Regions from separate parts of the Homo sapiens genome. Here all the other regions are linked to region 1. Evidence: chromatin contacts called from ENCODE Hi-C or POLR2A ChIA-PET data. All regions are on one chromosome and are shown on one strand. Each heading gives the region's core, a stretch centred on a gene start or an enhancer-like site at or near the end of the contact. The rest is flanking DNA. Distances are from core to core; before and after follow the strand shown.

Evidence for each region. Hi-C counts contacts between places; a loop is a spot of excess contacts on that map. ChIA-PET counts read pairs that join two places held with the same protein, here RNA polymerase II (POLR2A). Pooled maps may share reads with other maps.
Region 2: a pooled map shows a loop between it and region 1 (4-fold over the local background). The contact joins the enhancer-like site here to the promoter of GP6-AS1 in region 1. A Hi-C loop is called at or near these places in 1 of 168 maps with a recorded cell type or tissue (CD8-positive, alpha-beta T cell) and 3 of 50 pooled maps. POLR2A ChIA-PET finds 5 or more read pairs at or near these places in 2 of 52 experiments (HEK293 and WTC11).
Region 3: a loop to region 1 is called in a pooled map, with 7 times the contacts of the local background. The contact joins the promoter of UBE2S here to the promoter of GP6-AS1 in region 1. A Hi-C loop is called at or near these places in 5 of 50 pooled maps. POLR2A ChIA-PET finds 5 or more read pairs at or near these places in 2 of 52 experiments (Caco-2 and activated B cell).

The regions. Positions count from the first base shown.
Region 1 is chr19:55,004,521-55,009,585 of GRCh38, reverse strand. It overlaps GP6-AS1 (GP6 antisense RNA 1), which reads right to left and starts at 3,359. Exons shown (of 3, transcript XR_001754013.3): 1 at 3,297-3,359; 2 at 3,122-3,169.
Region 2 is chr19:55,501,771-55,506,835 of GRCh38, reverse strand. The region is part of intron 12 of SSC5D (scavenger receptor cysteine rich family member with 5 domains); the gene reads right to left. Among named protein-coding and RNA genes, the nearest start is that of SSC5D, 16 kb to the right of the region's middle. RefSeq lists silencers at 2,951-3,000, 3,051-3,140. Within about 2 kb of position 2,940, at least 28 of the 41 ENCODE cell types and tissues checked have a DNase peak (open chromatin) inside an H3K27ac peak, as active enhancers do; they include CD8-positive, alpha-beta T cell, where a contact is called at or near this core.
Region 3 is chr19:55,405,038-55,410,102 of GRCh38, reverse strand. It overlaps UBE2S (ubiquitin conjugating enzyme E2 S), which reads left to right and starts at 2,315. Exons shown (of 4, transcript NM_014501.3): 1 at 2,315-2,516; 2 at 3,141-3,288. The coding sequence starts at 2,514. It overlaps LOC105372462 (a long non-coding RNA gene), which reads right to left and starts at 1,958. Exons shown (of 3, transcript XR_936075.3): 1 at 171-1,958. RefSeq lists enhancers at 1,557-1,666, 1,688-1,982, 2,339-2,852 and silencers at 2,087-2,136, 2,147-2,206, 2,217-2,686.

The DNA.
Region 1 (5,065 bases), core at 2,110-4,609:
TACCATCCCATTAAAACCTAATCACCCTTACCCTGCTCAATGCCAATATCCCATCCCACAGCACACTTTAAAAGGATTAAAGCCTGTTATCACTCGCCTGCTATAGCATGGGCTTCTAAAACCTATAAACTCTCCTTACAATTCCCCCATTTTACCTGTCCAAAAACCGGAAAAGTCTTACAGATTAGTTCAGGATCTGCGCCTTATCAAATTGTTTTGCCTATGCACCCTGTGGTGCCCAACCCCTACACTCTTTTGTCCTCAATACCTTCCTCCACAACTCACTATTCCATGCTTGATCTTAAAGATGCTTTTTTCACTATTCCCCTGCACCCCTCGTCCCAGCCTCTCTTCGCTTTCACTTGGACTGACCCTGACACCCATTAGGCTCAGCAAATTACCTGGGCTGTACTGCTGCAAGGTTTCACAGACAGCCCCCATTACTTCAGTCAAGCCCAAAGTTCATCCTCATCTGTTACCTATCTCGGCATAATTCTCATAAAAACACACGTGCTCTCCCTGCTGATCGTGTCTGACTGATCTCTCAAGCCCCAGCACCTTCTACAAAACAACAACTCCTTTCCTTCCTAGGCATGGTTAGCGCGGTCAGAACTCTTACACAAGAGCCAGGACCACACCCTGTAGCCTTTCTGTCCAAACAACTTGACCTTACTGTTTTAGCCTAGCCCTCATATCTGCGTGCTGTGGCTGCCGCTGCTTTAATACTTTTAGAGGCCCTCAAAATCACAAACTATGCTCAACTCACTCTCTACAGCTCTCATAATTTCCAAAATCTATTTTCTTACTCACACCTGATGCATATACTTTCTGCTCCCTGGCTCCTTCAGCTGTACTCACTCTTTGTTAAGTCCCACAATTACCATTGTTCCTGGCCCGGACTTCAATCTGGCCTCCCACATTATTCCAGATACCACACCTGACCCCCATGACTGCATCTCTCTGATCCACCTGACGTTCACCCCATTTCCCCACATTTCCTTCTTCCCTGTTTCTCACCCTGATCACACTTAGTTTATTGATGGCGGTTCCACCAGGCCTAATCGCCACACACCAGCAAAGGCAGGCTATGCTATGGTACAAGCCACTAGCCAGCCTCTTAGAACCTCTCATTTCCTTTCCATTGTGGAAATCTATCCTCAAAGAAATCACTTCTCAGTGTTGCATCAGCTATTCTACTACTCCTCATGGATTATTCAGGCCCCCTCCCTTCCCTACACATCAAGCTCAAGGATTTGCCCCCGCCCAGGACTGGCAAATTAGCTTTACTCAACATGCCCCGAGTAAGATAACTAAAATACCTCTTAGTCTAGGTAGACACTTTCACTGGGTAAGTACAGTCCTTTCCTACAGGGTCTGAGAAGGCCACCGCAGTCATTTCTTCCCTTCTGTCAGACATAATTCTTCAGTTTAGCCTTGTCATTCCCTTCTGTCAGACAAAATTCCTCAGTTCAGCCTTCCCACCTCTATACAGTCTGCTAACAGACCAGCCTTTATTAGTCAAATCAGCCAAGCATTTTTTCAGGCTCTTAGTATTCAGTGACAGACTAATGGTCTATTAAAAACACACCTCACCAAGCTCAGCCACCAACTTAAAAAGGACTGGACAATACTTTTACCATTTTCGCTTCCAGAATTCAGGCCTGTCCTTGGAATGCTACAAGATACAGCCCATTTAAGCTCCTGTGTAGACACTCCTTTTTATTAGGCCCCAGTCTCATTCCAGACACCAGACCAACTTAGATTGTGCCCCAAAAAACTTGTCATCCCTACTATCTTCTGTCTAGTCATACTCCTATTCACCGTTCTCAACTACTCACACATGCCCTGCTCTTGTTTACACTGCCAGTTTACACTGTTTCTCCAAGCCAGCACAGCTGGTATCTCCTGGTACTATCCCCATACCGCCACTGTTAACTCTTAAAATAAATAAATAATCTTTGCTGGCAAGGCTATGCTGAACCTCCTTAGGCACTTTCTAATTAGATGTCCTGAGTCGTCCCAATTCTTAGACCTTTAATACCTGTTTTTCTCCTTTCCTTATTCCCTTTAGTTTTTCAATTCATACAAAACTGTATCCAGGCCATCACCAATAATTCTAAATGACAAATGTTTCTTTTAACAATCCCACAATGTCACCCCTTACCACAAAATCTTCCTTCAGCTTAATCGCTCCCACTTTAGGTTCCCACGCCGCCCCTAATCCTGCTCAAAGCAGCCTTGAGAAACATCACCCATTATCTCTCCATACCACCCCCAAAAATTTTTGCTGTCCCAACACTTTACCCCTATTTCATTTTATTTTTCTTATTAATATAAGAAGACAGGAATGTCAGGCCTCTGAGCCCAAGCTAAGCCATCATATCCCCTGTGACCTGCACGTACACATCCAGATGGCCGGTTCGTGCCTTAACTGATGACATTCCACCACAAAAGAAGCGAAAATGGCCTGTTCCTGCCTTAACTGATGACATTGTCTTGTGAAATTCCTTCTCCTGGCTCATCCTGGCTCAAAAGCTCCCCTACTGAGCACCTTATGACCCCGACTCTGCCCGCCAGAGAACAACCCCCCTTTGACTGTAATTTTCCTTTACCTACCCACATCCTATAAAACGGCCCCACCCCTATCCCCCTTCGCTGACTCTCTTGTCAGACTCAGCCCACCTGCACCCAGGTGATTAAAAGCTTTATTGCTCACACAAAGCCTGTTTGGTGGTCTCTTCACACGGACGTGCATGAAAGGTGCGTGTATATTTTTGTAACACAATAAATAATAACAGTATACACTTTTTCTTTTAGAAGTATGCTGTTAAACAGAATTAAGAACAGGAAGTCTCAAAATTGTTTCTTTCAGGAGAGAAGACTTATTAATGGGGGAGAGTTCTGAACCACTTGCTTTGCATACTGCCACTTAGTTAAAAAATCGCATTTTAACTTAAAAATATCCAAAAATAACACAGTTTTATAATAAATTATTACGAATATCACAAAATAATAAAAATACAAGTAATGCAGAGTGGAAATGCAAAGCTATGAGTGCTAGACGGCTAACAAGTCATAACAAACAACACCAAAATTAAAGAACAAGATAGTTGTGACTTACCTTGGTCAATCACTTTCCATAGTAGTCATTCAATCCAGGATCTCATCTCTGAAAATGAAGGAAAAAAGCAACAGAAAATAGTGTAGAGGTCTCTGGTGTTCCAAGAATAGGCGCTGCAGAGAGATGTGGGTGCCTGGGCTGTGCCCAGTCACTGAAATGGCACACCTGATGCTACCTGTTCACTTCGGGCTGAGCAGGAGAGAGAAAAGACGTTCCCCTCAGCCACTTCCCGTCTTCTGATTTCACTTCTTGCCTGCCTCCGACTGCAAATCCTGGTTTGACGTCACTTCCTGTCTTCTGATTTTACTTCCTGTATGACCTCACTTCCTGTCTTCTACAACCACTTCCTGTCTTCTTACTTCACTTCCTGTCTTCTGACTTTACTTCCTGTATGACTTCACTTCTTGTCTTCTACCACCACTTCCTGTCTTCCGAATTTACCTCCTATCTTGACTTCACTTCTTGTTTTTTTTTTTTTTTTTTGACAGGGTCTCGCTCTGTCTCCTAGGGTGGAGTGCAGTTGTGCCAGCTTGAAACCACCTTTCCAAAATTATGACTGAGACAGTGAAAGAGATTTAACTGACTCCATTTTGCTTCTAACCTCCAAGCTGTCCTTTTTCATTCCTGGGCATAGGCTGAACTTTGGGAGAAACTTATAGTTTAAACAAAGATGATAGCCCTTTTCCAAAGCACACCTCTTTGTTGCCTGGGGACTAGATTGGCCCTGTAGGACGAACATTAGCCACGAGATTAGAAATTATGACTTAGGAGTCATGCAGCTGGAGGCTACAAGATTGTGACCCTCCCTAAACTGCTTCTAAGATCAGCGTTTAACTTGCAGACCCTGTACTTGATGGATCAGCTGGCACCACCCATATCAATAAACTGGCCCATCTTATCTTTTGGCCTCCACTCAGGAACTGAGTGCAAGAAGATAGCTTTGGCTCCCACGATTTCATCCCTGACCAAACAGCACTCCTGGCTCACTGGCTTCCCACCCACCCACCAAGTTATCCTTAAAAACGCTTCCTGAATGCTGGGAGACACTGATTTGAATAATAATAAAACTCTGGTCTCTCGTAGAGCCAGCTCTGCATGAATTATTCTCTATTGCGATTCCCTGTCTTGACGAATCAGCTCTGTCTAGGCAGTGGGCAAGGTGAACACATTGGACTATTACAATCTTGGCTCACTGCAACCTCCACCGCCTGGGTTCAAGTGATTCTCCTGCCTCAGACTCCCAAGTAGCTGAGATCACAGACGTGCACTACCATGCTCAGCTACATTTTTTTTTCTGTCCCCCGGGCTGGAGTGCAATGGTGCGATCTCGGCTCATTGCAACCTCCGCCTTCCGGGTTTAAGCGATTCTCCTGCCTCAGCCTCCAGAGTAGCTGGGATTACAGGCATGCACCACCAAGCCTGGCTACTTTTGGTATTTTTAGTAGAGACAGGGTTTCACCATGTTGGCCAGGCTGGTCTCAAACTCCTGACCTCATGTGATCCACCTGCCTCTGCCTCCCAAAGTGCTGGGATTACAGGTGCGATCCACCATGCCCAGCCCATTCCGTCTTCTGACTTGACTTCCTGCCTGACTTCACTTCCTGAAGGATGTGGTTACCATGGAAGTTGTTTTGGGGCACAGGATGTGGTCTGGGATTGGGGATTGTGAAAAGCAAGACCCTCACCGGGGTCTTTCTTCCAGAGCTGCAGCTGAGCCACAGGATCTTGAACAGGAGAGAGTTCTTCCTATTCTTGTGGAAGAGCTGAGGATTGAGAAAAGCGCGGCTTAGCTCATGGGAGTGACCTTAGCTTTGAGAAGCCTGAAAATGAGGCTTGGAGGTAGAGAGTGGTGTGTGTGTGTGCGCGTTGGGGGAGGGGGTCAGGCTCTCATGACTTCTGGCTCTTTTTTTTGCTCCAGGAACATTTCCCAAGCCCACCATCTGG
Region 2 (5,065 bases), core at 1,691-4,190, 500 kb before region 1:
TTGCTCCCTAACACTACCTCCCAGTAGTTAGTACATGCTCTGTCACACAGTAGGCATTTGACACATGAACTGACGTTTGTATCTCCAAACTCCATCATCCAGGAAGCCTGAAGAAATGCTGCTCCATAAAAATCCAAACTCCGGCCGGGCGCGGTGGCTCACGCCTGTAATCCCAGCACTTTGGGAGGCCGAGGCAGGCAGATCACGAGGTCAGGAGATCGAGACCATCCTGGCTAACACAGTGAAACCCCGTCTCTACTAAAAATACAAAAAATTAGCCGGGCATAGTGGTGGGCGCCTGTAGTCCCAGCTACTCGGGAAGCTGAGGCAGGAGAATGGTGTGAACCCGGGAGGCAGAGCTGGCAGTGAGACAAGATCACGCCACTGCACTCCAGCCTGGGCGACAGAGCGAGACTCCGTCTCAAAAAAAAAAAAAAAAAAAAAAAAAAAAAAAAAAAAAAATCCAAATTCCACAGGCCTCCAATCTCATCTCCAGTGTCTCTTAGACTTACAATGTCATCTCTCATTTGTTCATTCATTTAACAAATAACATAAAAATTAACTACTGAGTTTCAAGCACTGCCCTAGACACTAGGGATTCCAGATAGATCCATGATAGACAAGATAATATGCCCCTCGCCCAAAGATGTGTGTGCCCCAATCCACAGAAACTGTGAATATGTTACTTTACGTGGCAAAAGGGGACTTGTGGATGTAATTAAGGGTCCAGACCTTGAAATGGAGAAATTATCCTGATTAGCCAAGTGGCCCCAATCTAAGTCCTTAAACTCAGAGAACTGGCTGGGTGCCGTGGCTCACGCCTGTAATCCCACCACTTTGGGTGACCAAGGCGGGTGGATCACCTGAGGTCAGGAGTTCAAGACCAGCCTGGCCAACATGGTGAAACCCCATCTCTACTAAAAATACAAAAATTAGCCGGGAGTGGTGGCACACGCCTGTAATCCCAGCTACTCAGGAGGCTGAGGCATAAGAATTGCTTGAACCTGGGCAGCAGAGGCTGCAGTGAGCCGAGATCATACCACTGCACTCCAGCCTGGGCGACAGAGTGAGACTCTGTCTCATAAATAAATAAATAAAATCAGAGAACCTTTCAAGCCACAGTGAGAGAGAAAAATACGAAGGCAGAGGAAAGGTCAGAGAGATGCAATGTTGCTGGCTTTGATGATGGGGGATGGAGCCACAAGCCAAGGAATGTAGGTGGCCTCTAGAAGCTGGAAAAGGCAGGGAAATGGATTCTCCCCTAGAGCCTTCCAAAGGGAACCACCCTGCTGGCGCCTTGATCTTAGCCCACTAAGCAAGTCTGACTTCTGACCTACAAAACTGCAAAATAATAAGTCTGCGTTGTTTTAAACCACTAAATTTGTGGCGATGTATTATGGCAGCAATTGAAATAGATACAGATCTTTCACAGAGCTTAAAGTCTAGCAGAGATGGATAACACCGATGAAAATTTCTGGCAATGCAAATTTCTCCCACCCTTTGCTTCTCTGAGAATTCATTTCTCCTTGTGGCCTGCTGATGAAATAATATCATCTCCCCTGTGAGGTTTCCTTGATTTCTCTACTACAAATAATCGCTCGTTCCCTGAAATCCTGCAGCTGTTGTTCGTTTTCAGCAAATAACCCTAACAAACAATATTCTGCGGTTTTAAACGATTTCACACACATTTTGTTCATTGAATTGGGGCCTGCAGTCACCCAACTAGTTCTAATCCGGGTTGGAACCACGATTGGAACCTGGTAGGAGAGTCGGACTCCAGACTCGTGCTTCTATTTTAGCATATGGTTCCCAATCCAAGGAGCAAAACGTGTGAAATCACTTAAAACAGGTTATAATCGTGGCTCCTAAGTTAAACTTCTCTGAGCCTCACTTTTTACCCCATCTGAAACACAGGTGTAGCAACAGTTTCTATGGCCTGAAGTTGGGGTCATGCATGCCCAGCACAGACTAGGTGAGCTCTCGTTCCACCTTTCCAACAACCCTGGCGCCCCATTTTTTTTCCAGAGAAAGAAACAGGTGGCCGGGCGCGGTGGCTCACACCTGTAATCTCAGCACTTCGGGAGGCCAAGGCGAGTGGATCACGAGGTCGGCTTTGAGACCAGCCTGGCCAACATGGTGAAACCCCGTCTCTACTAAAAATACAAAAATTAGCCCGGTGTGGTGGCGTGCGCCTGTAATCCCAGCTACACAGGAGGCTGCAGCAGGAGAATCGTTTAAACCTGGGAGGCAGAGGTTGCAGTGAGCTGAGATAGCGCCACTGCACTCCAGCGTGGGTGACAGAGCGAGACTCCGTCTCAATAAATAATAAATAAATAAAACAATATAAATAAGAAACGGGGACTCAAAGAGACCAAGTCACTTTTTCAAGGTTACATTGCTCCTGAAGCTAAGAATGCATGCCTGCCTCGTCTCCCACTCCACCCCGCATACGCCTCCAAGTCTTCCTATTGATAAGGTGGCACACATGGCTGTCTTTTCATTTCACCGGCGCAGTTTGTGATTCTGCATTTATTTCTGCTCATTGGCTGCCTCCCTACCCTACGGGAGGGGTCCCGAGGCCGGACCCGCTGTCTCCGCAGCCGCTGTGCCCGGCACGTGCCCGCCTCCACCACGAGGGGGCGCTATGGGCTAGGGAGGCGCTGCAACCCTGGCAGTCCTTGAACGAGGAGCATCACCTCTCGGAGCTCCCGCTTCCGGCTCTGGAAACGGAATGATAGCTCTAACTCACAGCTGGAGCCCACCCACCCCCAAGTCACGGCGCCTCTAGGGCCTGCTTCCTCCCTCCCTTTCCCCACCTCAAGGCCCGCTTCTTGGGGCCTGGTTGCCCTTCGCCCAGCTATTATTACTGCGGGCGATGCGCCGGCTGGCCAATCAGGAGGCGCAGCGCGCCTGTGACGTCACGAGGTGCGAGGCAGATGAACGCCTGCCCCATCCCGTCCCTCCATTCCCGGGCCCACCGCGCCTGCGCATGCGTGCTGAGCGCCAGAAAAAAAAAAGGCGGGAAAGGACGCTTGCGGCGAGACTCTCCTGCGGGAGCGGGAGGCTTGGGCCTCTCAGGAGGGCACAGGTACGGGGCGCGGGGCGACAGAGGCAGAAACCCAGGCAGCCCCAGACGGCGAGCAGGGCGGGAGAGTGGAAGGGAGGGAGAAGACGGAGAAACAGCGACTGCGACGGGCACAGAGGGAGGACAGAAACGCTGCCCCTTAGGTGGGGAGTGAAACCTCCCGTGAGGGAGCGGCGAGGGCGGCGGGGACGGTGAGAAACGGACAGAGGAGCCCGCGGGAGACAGAAACGGAGGGAAGGGGGCTGACCATGAGAGAAACGAGGGGGAGAGAGAAGAGAGCACGCGGGAGACTGCAGGGAAGGCGCGGGAGATGGAGACTCAGAAAACAACCGTAAGAGACAAAGGAAAAGATACCACAGCGCTGGGCCTGGGGAGAGAACGCAGTGAGAAATGGAGACGATGAGAGTATGAGGTGATATAGCAAAACCGACCGTGAAAAATCGAGTGAGAAGCAGGTGGCGAAGCTGAGAACTGAAAGTGAAAGACAAGAGGACGGAAGATACAGAAACAGTTTGGGCCCAGTGGCTCCCGCCTGCAATTCCAGCACTTTGGGAGGCCGCAGCAAGCCGATGACTTGAGCCCAAGAGTTTGAGACCAGCCTGGGCAACATAGTGAGAACCCATCTCGACAAAAAATCAGGCCGGGAGCAGTGGCTCACCCCTGTAATCCCAGCACTTTGGGAGGCCGAGGCAGGCGGATCACGAGGTCAGGAATTTGAGACCAGCCTGGCCAACATGGTGAAACCCGTCTCTACTAAAAATACAAAAATTAGCCGGGAGTGGTGGCACACGCCTGTAATCCCAGCTATTCAGGAGGCTGAGGCAGGAGAATCACTTGAACCCGGGAGGTGGAGGTTGCAGTGAGCCGAGACCACGCCACTGCACTCCAGCCTGGGCAACACAGCAAGACTCTGTCTCAAAAAAAAAAATTAGCCAGGCATGGTGGTGTGCATCTGTAATCCCAGCTATTCAGGAGGCTGAGGTCGGAGGATCACCTGAGCCTGGGAGTTCAAGGCTGCAGTGAACTGAGATCGCACCACTGCACTTCAGCCTGGGCAACAGAGCAAGATCCTGTCTCAAAAAAGAGAGAGAGAAATTTACCATGAAAAATGGAGTGAGAAACAGAGGTGGTGAAGGTGAGATCTGAAAGAAAAGTGAAAGACTGAGGGGGAAAGACAGATAAATTGACCAGGAAAAACTAGGTGAGAAACAGAGATGAGAGTGTGAGACTGATAATGAAACAAAAAGACAGAAGGACAAGGGAGAAAAAAATAAAGAGAAACTGACCACGAAAACTGGAGTGAGAAATAGATGTAATGAGGGTGAGAAATTGAAAAAGAAAGACAGGGAAAAAGAAATGATGGGAATATGAAACTGACAACGAAAGAAAAAAAATGAGAAAGATGGTGAGAGAGAGCAAAAGAAATTACCATGAAAAAAATACGGCATAAAGACGAGTGTGAGAAATTGAAAATGAAAGGCAAAAAGAGATTGGCACAGAGAAGAAAAGATAGAGAATTTGATCATGGAAAATGAAGTGAGGCCAGGCATGGTGGCTCACACTTATAAACCCAGACATAAGCCCAGCACTTTGAGAGAGTGAGACAGGAGGATCGCCTGAGCTCAGGAGTTTGAGACCAGCCTGGGCAACATAGTGAGCCCGTCTCTACAAAAATTAAAAATGAGCCGGGTGTGGTGGCGCACATCTGTAGTCCCACCTTTTCAGGAAGCTGAGGCAGGAGGATCGCTTGGGCCCGGGCAGTCAAGGCTGCAGTGAGCTGAGATCACACCACTGCACTCCATCCTGGGCAATACAGAGATAGAGATGATGAGGGTGAGAAATGGATAATGAAAAAAAGAGACCAACAGCAAGTGAGAAACAGGAGCAGAGATGGATTCGCAGGGATCCTGAGAGATGGGGATACAAGGAAGACAGGCAAAGAAAAAGGCAGAAGAATGTGGTGACAGTGATGTGGGGGCC
Region 3 (5,065 bases), core at 1,066-3,565, 400 kb before region 1:
GCATGTAAAGAAACTAGAACAGGGTCTGGCACACAGCAAATAATACATAATAACCATTAGTATTATCATCATTATTGTTATGTCTTTTGGGTGGATTTTTAAGATCAAGACGAATTTAGCCACTAGCTTTGCCTTGTCCCAGCTGGGGAACCCCGAGCAAGTCACTTTACCTCCTGCTCCTTCAGCTTCCTTGTCTGTTAATTGGGTTGGAATCCTCCACACCCAGCAGGCTAAAATTGAAGATCAGCAAAATGCTTATCGGCAAAATGGGATGACGTTGACTCTAAGCAGGACTGGTGGCATAGCGGATGGGGGGACGTGATGAGATTCAGTAGATGACGTCAACAGGAACTGGTATAGATTGGACCTGGGGTGAGGGAGCAGGAAGGGATCACCTGAAGCCATTTCTCCACAAACTAGTTATGATGATGACTTTTTATGCTGTAGCTGTTTCTTCAGTTGTTTTGGGTTTGTTTGTTTTGTACATATTGGTGGGGGTCTCTCACTATGTTGCCCAGGCTGGTCTTGAACTCCTGGGCTCAAGTGATCGACCTACCTTGGCCTCCCAAAGTGCTGGGATTATGGGCGTAGTCACTGTACCCGACCATGTAGGTTTTGTTTTTTGGTTTTTTTTTTTTTTTTGCTTTTTTGTTTTTTGAGACAGGGTCTTGCTCTGTTGCCCAGGCTGGGGTGCAGTGGCGAGATCTCAGTTCACTGCAACCTCCACATCCCGGCTTTAACCGATTCTCCCATCTCAGCCTCACGAGTAGCTGGGATTACAGGGCTGCATCAACACACCTGGCTAATTTTTGTATTTTTAGTACAGATGGGGTTTCACCATGTTGGCCAGGCTGGTCTCAAACTCCTGACCTCAGGTGATCTGCCAGCTTCAGCCTCCCAAAGTGCTGGGATTACAGGCGTGAGCTACCACGCCTGGCCTTGGCCATGTAGATTTCTTTCACACCTTCCTTATTCCTTCTTCAGAAGCTGAGGCCCCATGAGGGGAAGCTGGTAGCCAGGGGTCTTTTCAGGTACCTGTGGCCAAATTAGGCCCAGATGTTAATGCTCTCATCCATGGCTGAAAAAGGCCAAGAAACTAAGAAGAGCTGTGGACGCACAGACTGGCAGAGACACCGAGAGGGCACTGCGACCGCACTGCACAGATGAGCAAAGGAAGGCCAACTTCAGCATTCCCTCCTCCTCTCTAAGCCCCTCCAAAAGGCCTGCTCAGGGAGCTCTGGCCACCGTTCTCAAGCAATTGCCTGACGTTTTTACTGACACTGAGGGCTGGAGATGGTCCCTTTTCCAGGCAGCTATGTGTCCATTTCCTAGAGAGGGAAACTGAGTCCCAGAGAAGGCGGGTGTGGCTGGAGGCCATGGGTCAGTCATAGGCATAACCATGCCGTGAATAACCGTCTTGGCACTCTCTGACTTCTTTCCCTGGCAATACAACGGATCCCAGTGCCCATTTGTCACATAAGGAAACTGAGGCTGGCGTCTTCGATGAAGCCTGGCAGGAGTGGGGGTCACACACGGAGTGCAAGGCTGTCCAAGCCTTCAAGGTCATTCTGACTGATCTTTGAGCCTTAGCAATACAGGACGTGGGTCCAAGAGCATTTCCAGCACAAAATGGCGCCTCATAGAAAAATGTAGTCGGAGTTCCAGCGCCCACCTCCACCACGGCTCAAAGGAGGGGGCGCGGGCGGCAGCGCACACTTCATTTGCATATACAAAAATCAACGGATTTCGTTGGCTGGCAGCGGTTTGATCTGCACGAAACTGGGTCGCCCTCTGACCGGTCTCTATCAGTCATTGGCCCATGCGAGTCTCGTGACCCACCAGTCACTAAAGCGCATCCCTATTGGCCCGAGCGCCTTCCATCACGCGTTTAAAACCCCGAGTCCCGCCTCCCCTCGCCACGCTCCGGCCCCCAGGAAGACCGTTAGTCGCGTGCGCGACTTCCTCAGCGTCAGGGCGCGCCCGCGCGTATGCCGGGCCGTGGCGGCGTCTCATTCAAACGGTCCAATCAGCGGCCGCGTCGCCTTCCCCGTCCCCCTTCCTCTCTTCTTCCCCTTTTCAGCCCCTCCGTTCTTTGAGAACCCTCCCGACCCCCGCGGGCCCCCATTGGCCGGCCCGCTACCCAGCCCTCTCCGCCACTTCCCTCGCTTCTGACCATAGTTTGCGGGGAAGGGAGCGAGCGCGTCGAAAACCAAGGAACGTGCGCGCTGACGTCACGGTTGAGGCTCGGAGCTGAGGGGCCGCGGAGGGCGTGGCCTGCGGGCGGTTATAAAGAGGCAGTGGTGCGCGCGCGGCCGGCTCAGTGCTGCCGGGCACCGGGGCGGCGGGTTGGTCTACGCTGTGCGCGGCGGACGTCGGAGGCAGCGGGGAGCGGAGCGGGGCCGCCGGGGCCTCTCCAGGGCCGCAGCGGCAGCAGTTGGGCCCCCCGCCCCGGCCGGCGGACCGAAGAACGCAGGAAGGGGGCCGGGGGGACCCGCCCCCGGCCGGCCGCAGCCATGGTGAGCACGGGCGATGAGGCCCATGAAGGTGGTCGGGGGTGTCCCTGAGGGAGGAGGTGGAGTCTCAGGGGCCTCCGACGGGCGGCCTTGAGGGGTTTGAGGGCCAGCCTGGGGGTCCCTGACCCGGGATGGGCCCGAGGGCCTTCCCGCAGGCGGAGCAGGAGCTCGGGCGGCCCGCAGTCTCCCTGGCGGCGAGGGCTCCGGGCGCTTTGCGGCCCGCCCATGGGTGTTACCAGGAGCAAGGACGCCCCGCCGCCATCTCCAGACCTGAGCCGGGGTTTCAAGGATGCTCTAACCAAAAATTAGTGGAGAAGGGGGAGAGAGTAGATCTCTGGCCTACGTGGAACCACTGGGGACCAAGCAGGGTTAGGAGCGGGCTTTGGGGGGGGGGTTCTGGGGTGGGTGGAGTTATCTGCAAGCCCCCCCGTGAACCCGCCCCCATTTCTGTTGGAAACTCTGCCTGGGCTGATGGCCTGAAGCATCCTGGGTGAGGGTCTGGGAGTTCAAGGGTGATTGACAGCCTGGGGCCACTGAGTCAAGACTTGGGCAGTCTCAGCATCTTTAGGCCCTGCGGGAAGCCCAGCTCTTAACACTCGCTCACCCTGCTCTCCCATCCGTGCCCAGAACTCCAACGTGGAGAACCTACCCCCGCACATCATCCGCCTGGTGTACAAGGAGGTGACGACACTGACCGCAGACCCACCCGATGGCATCAAGGTCTTTCCCAACGAGGAGGACCTCACCGACCTCCAGGTCACCATCGAGGGCCCTGGTGAGTTTGGAAGGAAAAAGAGAAGGGGCTGCTGCTTAGATCCTCCATCACCCTGCTCTAGATCACCCTAGCGGGAAGTACCCATTACAGGCTGGCCTCGTGTCAGGTGTTGGGATGCATTGGTGGACAGGGCAGGACGCCACAAATGACAATTATGTACTCTTTTCCCACAAGGGTTGAGAAATATCTGGTCATTGAGTTAGTATATCATGGGACGGTACTCTAGATTTGAAGCAAGGCTTTCAGACATGGCTTCCCTGGACCTGAGGGTGGGTAGGAATTAAGTAGGAATGGGAAGAGAGCTCCAGGTGGTGGGAATGGTGTCAGCAAGGGCCTGGGAGGGTGGGCCAGGTGATCTCAAACTCCATCCTGCTGTGAGTGTCAGGGATGAGGAAACAAGCCAGATGCAGATCGTGGGGAGACGGGTCATGAATGATTTGCGGGTCACATGATTTGCGGAGTGATTTAGAATACTGTTTCATGCAGGCTACATTTCTGTTATCACCAGAATTCCTACAAAGTCAGGATTTGAGCAGAGCCTGTGAAGGAATGGTCTAGTCCACGGTGGTGATGGTGGTAGGTGGTCAGGAAAGACCTGGCAGCGGTGACAGTTGAGGTCCTTCATGCCTTGCTGCAGAGGGCGCGGGATCATGACAATAGGAAGGCTCCAGAAAGGCCCTTGGGCAGGTGGAGCTGGGCGCTTGGTAAAAACACATGAAGAAAGTTGATGATGAAGCTGCCAAGCTCTTTTAGGGCTTCTAGGCCTCTTCAAGGAGTTTGTAGAGGAAGCTGGTGGAAGGTTTAAAGCAGGGGTGTGACAAATCCCTCCAAAGTTCCTATTGACTGTAGTGAGGAGAGCCGGCCTGGCAGGGGGAAGAACCCAGAGGCCAGCCAGGAAGCTAGCCTTGGAGATGGGATGAGATTCAGGGGAGGACCTAGCAGGCCGGTGCTCAGGCTGCTGATGGGCTAGGGGAGGGACAGTATTTTGACCCAAGCAAGTGGGTGAGTGGGAGAGGCGTTCACTGGGTTGGGAGGCTGTGGAATTAACAGACAGTTGGATCCTTGATCTGAAAGGCATATAAATGGGCATCTTATAGGAAAGTGCGTACTTGGGTCCCTGCCACCTGGGAAGGGCCTGTGACTGGAGTGGTCAGTTGGGCTGAGACGGGGGATCCAGGAGGGTGCAGACGAGCTTGATAGTGACACAGGTGGGGGCTGCAAGATGGGCATCATCTCTGAGGTTTTGGGGGAGGTCCTGTGGCCCCCTAGGAACCCAGCCATTCTTGCTCTTTTTTTTTTCTCTCTCTAAACGGAGTCTTGCTCTGTCGCCTAGGCTGGAGTGCAATAGCACAATCTCTGCTCACTGCAACCTCTGCCTCCTGGGTTCAAGCAGTTCTCCTGCCTCAGCCTCCCAAGTAGCTGGGATTACAGACGTGCACCACCATGCCCAGCTAATTTTTTGTATTTTTAGTAGAGATGGGGTTTCACCATGTTGGCCAGGCTGGTCTCGAACTCCTGACCTTGTGATCCGCCCGCCTCAGCCTCCCAAAGTGCTGGGATTACAGGTGTGAGGCACCGCGCTTGGCTTTTTTTTTTTTTTTTTGGAAACAGAGTTTCGCTCTTGTTGCCCAGGCTGGAGTGCAGTGGCGCGATCTCCGCACACTGCAACCTCCCCATCCCGGGTTCAAGGGATTCTTCTGCCTCAGCCTTCCGAGTAGCTGGGATTACAGGCATGCACCACCACGCCTGGCTAATATTGTATTTTTAGTAGAGACGG